2 separate regions of the Homo sapiens genome follow, and region 1 is linked to region 2. The links are chromatin loops, found by intact Hi-C in ENCODE. Cell type or tissue: OCI-LY7. All regions are shown on one strand. Links, peaks and the distances in the headings refer to the core of each region. The heading gives the core; the rest is flanking DNA.

The links. A loop is a pair of places that touch in the nucleus more often than their neighbours do. Peaks named below come from ENCODE experiments on the same cell type or tissue, not always from the same donor. Only the 100,000 strongest peaks of a DNase experiment are listed, where the experiment ranks them.
Region 1: it touches region 2 in a loop (4-fold over the local background); 8 of 110 quality-filtered maps call a loop at or near these places.

Annotation. Positions count from the first base shown.
Region 1 is chr11:122,631,929-122,634,846 of GRCh38, reverse strand. No RefSeq gene overlaps it. Among named protein-coding and RNA genes, the nearest start is that of UBASH3B, 22 kb to the left of the region's middle. In OCI-LY7, for the core only: a CTCF peak has its summit at 1,458; a DNase peak (open chromatin) is centred at 1,426.
Region 2 is chr11:122,696,432-122,699,349 of GRCh38, reverse strand. All of the region lies in intron 1 of UBASH3B (ubiquitin associated and SH3 domain containing B), which reads right to left. Among named protein-coding and RNA genes, the nearest start is that of UBASH3B, 42 kb to the right of the region's middle. In OCI-LY7, for the core only: no CTCF peak of the experiment used is centred there; DNase peaks (open chromatin) are centred at 759, 1,449 and 2,559; H3K4me3 peaks cover 2,398 bases; H3K27ac peaks cover 2,500 bases.

The sequences.
Region 1 (2,918 bases), core at 226-2,725, 64 kb after region 2:
GCCTGAACCAAGCCCTAAACTGGAAGGCACCAGGAGCGGTAGGAACAGTAGCCGGCACCGCGTGTGGGGTGGGGCAAAGGGCCTGGAGCTCGCCTTACCCTGCATCCAGGAAGTTGCTGGCCTGACTTCCAGCCACCACCAGCTGTGTGAGTTGTCACTAAAAGGCAATTGTAACTGCCTCCTCTTTTTGGTTCAGATTACAAATGGTAACTAACCAACCCCCAAAAAGAAAAAAAATGTTCCGGTTTGGAAATCTGAGACCATCTGTTTCTCATTCTATTTCCCCTCTCTTTTCTGGATTTTTTATATTTGATCCTCTCCCTCTCTCACTCGCTCCCACTCCTGAAAACACACAGTTCAGCCAGGAGCATAGTGACCTTATTTGACTATCTTTTCTTTAATGAGAATGCTGGATTTGTTATTGGGATTAAATTTGAAAATTCCTTGTTTCCATTCAAAATAGATGCCTTGGATTGTTTACTTAAAAATGTTTTTTCATAAAAATTGTTTCTGTATTTAATCTAGATAATAAATAAATCTAAATGAAATAAAATAAAAATAAACAAAGTCACATATGATGAAGCCACATGTAGTTTTGTTGAAATCCATGCAAAATTCCATCTTAAAGTCTTTTTTTTTTTTTTTGAGACAAAGTCTCACTCTGTCACCCAGGCTGGAGTTCAGTGGCACGATCTCGGCTCACTGCAACCTCCACCTCCCAGGTTCAAACGATTCTCCTGCCTCAGCCTCCTGAGTAGCTGGGATTACAGGTGCCCACCACCATGCCAGGCTAATTATTTAATTTTTAGTAGAGATGGGGTTTCTCCATGTTGGCCAGGCTGGTCTCGAACCGCTGGCCTCAAGTGATCTGCCCCCCTCAGCCTCCCAAAGTGCTGGGATTACAGGCAAGGGCCACCTCGCCCAGCCTCTTAATGTCTTATTAACAGACTCATTTAAATTTAATGAAATGGCTGGATGTGGTGTCTCGCGCCTGTAATCCCAGCACTTTGGGTGGCTGAGGTGGGAGAATCACTTGAGGCTAGTAGTTCCAGGTTAGCTTGGGGAATATAGCAAGACCCCGATTCTACAGACAACTTAAAAAATTAGCCAGGCTTGGTGACACACCTGTAGTCCCAGCTACTCAGGAGGCTGAGGTGGGAGGATTGCACGAGTCCAGGATGTTGAGGTTGCAGTGAGCTGTGATCACGTCCCTGTATTCCAGCCTGGGTGATACAGCAAGTCCCTGTCTCTAAAAAAAATAAAAATAAAAATAAATTTTTAAAATTAATCAGAGGATCAGTTACGGATTAAAATGCAATATTGAACTCTCTGTATTGGAAGCAGCAACAGTGTTGCGAGGACTGCTTCTCTCCTGGGATTCAGGCATGGGCCGGCTGGCTTTAGAAACTCTCTATTTCCCTATAGTCTGGTGTTACAGGTCCCTCTTGTGTTGGTTGTTAACATTGTCTTGCTTCTGTTCTAGAACCATGAGAACCTGATTCTGTAATTGAGTTAATCAGCATATTGCAATCAATATTCTCCTCATCACCATCATCATCACCATCAATAGCTAGGTGTACATACAGAAGACAATGGGAAATCAGTGTAGGGTCGTTTAAAACCACGTGCTTTGTAGCCAGATGGATCTGAGTTCGAACTGTTATTTCTCAGCGATATTACCTGGGGCAAGTTAATTACACTTTTGTGTATTAGTTTCTGCATTGATTAAGTAGAGGTGATAATAATACTCATTTTCAAGAGAAAATAGGATAATGTATATAAAGTGTCCGATGTAGAGTCTTAAAAAATGTACTTCCTTTCCTATTCACTTCTTTTTCTAAGGAAGACAGAATTCTTTTTTATTTTTATTTATTTTATTTTATTTTAGAGATGGAGTCTTGCTCCATCGCCCAGGCTGGAGTGTAGTGACAAGATCTCAGCTCATTGCAACCTCTACCTCCCATGTTCAAGCGATTCTCCTGCCTCAGCCTCTCGAGTAGCTGGGACTACAGGCACCTGACACCATGCCTGACTAATTTTTGTATTTTTAGTAGAGACGAGGTTTTGCCATGTTGGCCAGGCTGGTCTCAAATTCCTGACCTCAGGTGATCTGCTCGCCTCGGCATCCCAAAGTGCTGGGATTACAGGCGTGAGCCACTGCGTCTGGCCCAGAAATTCTTGAAAAGTGAGTAAAGATGTAATCCAGGCAAATTGGATGTGCTGTGAACTTATCAAAGGATTGAGTAATTGTTAAGCTTCCTACATAATGACAAAGCAAAATTTTAAAAAATGACAAATTAGTCAAAGTATCATTTTAACCCATCATTATGCCCAGTAGAGGACCCCTTTGCTTATATCCTGTTTCCCTGTCTTCCTTCCTTTACTGTCCCCGCTCCGGAAGGCTTTGAAGGTCTTGGCTTTTCTTCTTGCGGTTGAAGTCTGGCAAGTGCCTGCTTGCTGCTTCTGTCCTACGACCCTGCTTGTAGCAAGTCCTCAGGTCAAGATATAAACACATTTTATTGCAATTAGTAGGGCAAGTTGTGTGTACAAAGTATTTGCTAAGGCACTACTGATTATACGTAATCATGCTTCTGCTCAACATAAAGGATTTCTCCTTCCTCTGAATTCATATGGGACGTGCAGTGCAAAAATTCATTGAACCCTTAGCATACACCATCTTGTTGTTTATACTACTTGTTCTAATATATACCTTTCCAGGATTCTTGGGGCTGTCTCAATTCCTCTTTGAATTTTTACCAACAAGCCTAGGCTTGACCACAAAGTCAGCTTTGGTAAATATTTATTGTATTAAGTTGAATTGTGTATCTTGTTTGCCTGAGGATACTGGAAATATTTCAAAGAAAGAAATTTGGTTCTCTACTTCTTTGTACCCCCTTTTTCCTCTTTTTAACCCACCA
Region 2 (2,918 bases), core at 255-2,754:
CAATTCGGTGACTCCACGTGCCACACTCCTCTGAGTTGTGAGTTCTCTAAGATGAAGATCACATTTTTCCATCTGTAAGACACTGAGTGTTGCCATGAGGATTAAATAAAATAACCTAGGTACAGCAGGCACCTAATAGATACCAGTTCCCTCCCATGCCCCTCCTCCATCAGGGGCGAAAAGATTTAAAAATAATCCCAATCCGGGCGCAGTGGCTCACGCCTGGAATCCCAGCACTTCGGGAGGCCAAGGCAGGTGGATCACCTGAGGTCAGGAGTTCGAGACCAGCCTGGCCAACATGGAGAAACCCCGTCTCTACTAAAAATACGAAAATTAGCTGGGTGTGGTGCTGGGCACCTGCAGCCCCAGCTATTCAGGGGGCTGAGGCACGATAATCGCTTGAACTGGGAGGTGGATGTTGCAGCGAGCCGAGATCGCAACATTGCACTCCAGCATGGGCTACAAGAGCAAAACTCCATCTCAAATAAATAAATAAATAAAATCCCAGTATATGGTCTGCACACACTACACATTTATAACCACAACTTCAGATTAAAGTGAACATTAATGACCGTACTGAAGCAAATAGATTTCCAGAGGCATGGGGAGTGCTGGGTGTCGGGTGGATGGAATGTGGGGGCTGTGGGATCATTGGGAGTTAGGGAACTAGCTTTAGGTTCTGACCATTGTAGCAACTCAGTGAGCCTCCACACACGGCACCCAGGATGCTCCCACACCTGGTTTCTAGTATCCTCACAGCTGGCACCTGCCTTACCAAACATATGCCCCAGGCTCTCCCATACTGTGAGTGCAGTTTTCATTACATAATGCATCCATCTTCTTGCTCTTCTTTAGCCTTATACCATCCTAATTTTCTATAGTTCCAAAGCCATTCTCTCCTGCCTTGTTGCAAGGTGGGGAGAAAATGTAAAATTCAAATGGTCACATAGTGTTACTTGGGAACAACTTTTGCCAGAGCCTAGATGAGGGGCATGGAAGATTTTGGAAGGTGGGGAGCAACAGAAGATAGAAATCCATGCCTGGTGTGAATTGCAACAAAAATTTGGCGTGACTATGGGGGTATGGGTAGGGGGAGAGGAGGTCATCTGCAATGTTGACAACTTTTCATCTAATACGACAGAGGAGAATTCCAACTCTAAGAGAAGAGATCTGCCAGGTATACTGGCAAGAACACTGAGACTACGTGGCTGAGCCCAGCTCTGCCCTTAATTTGCCAGAGCAGTCATTCCACCACCCTGGTTTCCTCACTGAGAGAATGTGCGGGTTGGACAGGGCTGGCTTTGGAATGAGACAAATCTAGGTTCAAATGCAGGCTCCATCACTGACTCGTTATGCAACTTTCGGCAAGTTTCCTTACATCGCCACGCCCCAGTGCTCTTAACTGTCAGATGAAAATGAGAGAATGTGTTTCCGGAGGCTGTTTGAGAATTAAATGAGGAGGTATATAAATATACTCCCCCTTGGACAGTGTCAGGTCTATGAAGCTCCCAGCACAGCAGCTGCTTCCTCTTTTCTTTATTCTAAGTTGCTGTAAACCCATGTATCTATGGTGCAACGCAATGACTCAATCCTTGCTTATTTAATGTGGCTATCCTGCCCAACCTAAGTCCTGACTATCAAGGTACTGAGGTGCTGTATGCTGAAGCAGCAAATAAACAATTCACATTGGACAAGAAGATGGAAACAAGTGTGAGGGAGGATGGTGGAGGAAAAAGGATCCAGAAGTGGGAGGCAGTGGATCTGGGTTCGAATTCTAGCGCCCTCAGTCACTAGAAATCTCTGGAACTCTATTTGCTTCAGTACGGTCATTAATGTTCACTTTAATCTGAAGTTGTGGGTATAAATGTGTAGTGTGTGCAGACCATATACTGGGATTTTATTTATTTATTTATTTGAGACGTAGTTTTGCTCTTGTAGCCCATGCTGGAGTGCAATGTTGCGATCTCGGCTCACTGCAACCTCCACCTCCCAGTTCAAGCGATTATCATGCCTCAGCCCCCTGAATAGCTGGGATTTCTGAGCTTCAGTTTTCTCTTCTGTAATAAAGGGAATAATCACATATGTAAAAGTACTTTGTCGATTGGAAAGCGCAATTGAAATGTTAGTGGTCTGTTATGCCACCATTCCCGTTGTTTGGAGAGTCCAATTACTTGAGTTTGAAAAATGTTTTGAGAGCTATCTAATTCCTCTTAGCAGTCAAACAAAACTTCAAACTTCCCCCCCAAACCCTAATCTTCAAAATCAAATGGCTGCTATGTAGATTACTGATGTATCCCCAAAAGAGCTGGGCTGACTTTTCTTTGCTATGAACAAACACCGCCAGTGACCCACTGGAGTCACCAACTCCTGGTGGCCTGATCTTTACTTGAAAAACAATACGGTAAACCACCCTCCTATTTTAACAGCTAGCACAGGGCAGGGCGGGAGGAACCCCCACCCACGCTTGCTCTGAACAGAAATCGTGCTGCAGCTGATGTGAAAACAAGATAAGGAGAAATGTCTGTCAACAGACTCCGGCCTGCCCTAGAACTGGGGTGCTCTCCGTGTATTCTGTACAGATGGGAAGGCAGGGGCCATTAGCCACCTGCAATTCTGCTCTGATGTGGCTGCGGTACTAAACACGGCCCAGGAAAGGGTGGGCATAGCTCGGACACACGTGCAACTTACACATTCTAGTCTTTAGCTAAAGTCTTTGAAAATACAGATTTAGAAATGTAGTATTGGTTGGGTGCAGTGGCTCACTCCTGTAATCCTGGCACTTTAGGAGTACCAGGTGGATCACCAGAGGTCAGGCATTTGAGACCAGCCTAGCCAACATGGTGAAACCCTGTCTCGACTAAAAATGCAAAAATTAGCTGGGCATGGTGGCAGGTGCCTATAATCCAAGCTACTCAGGA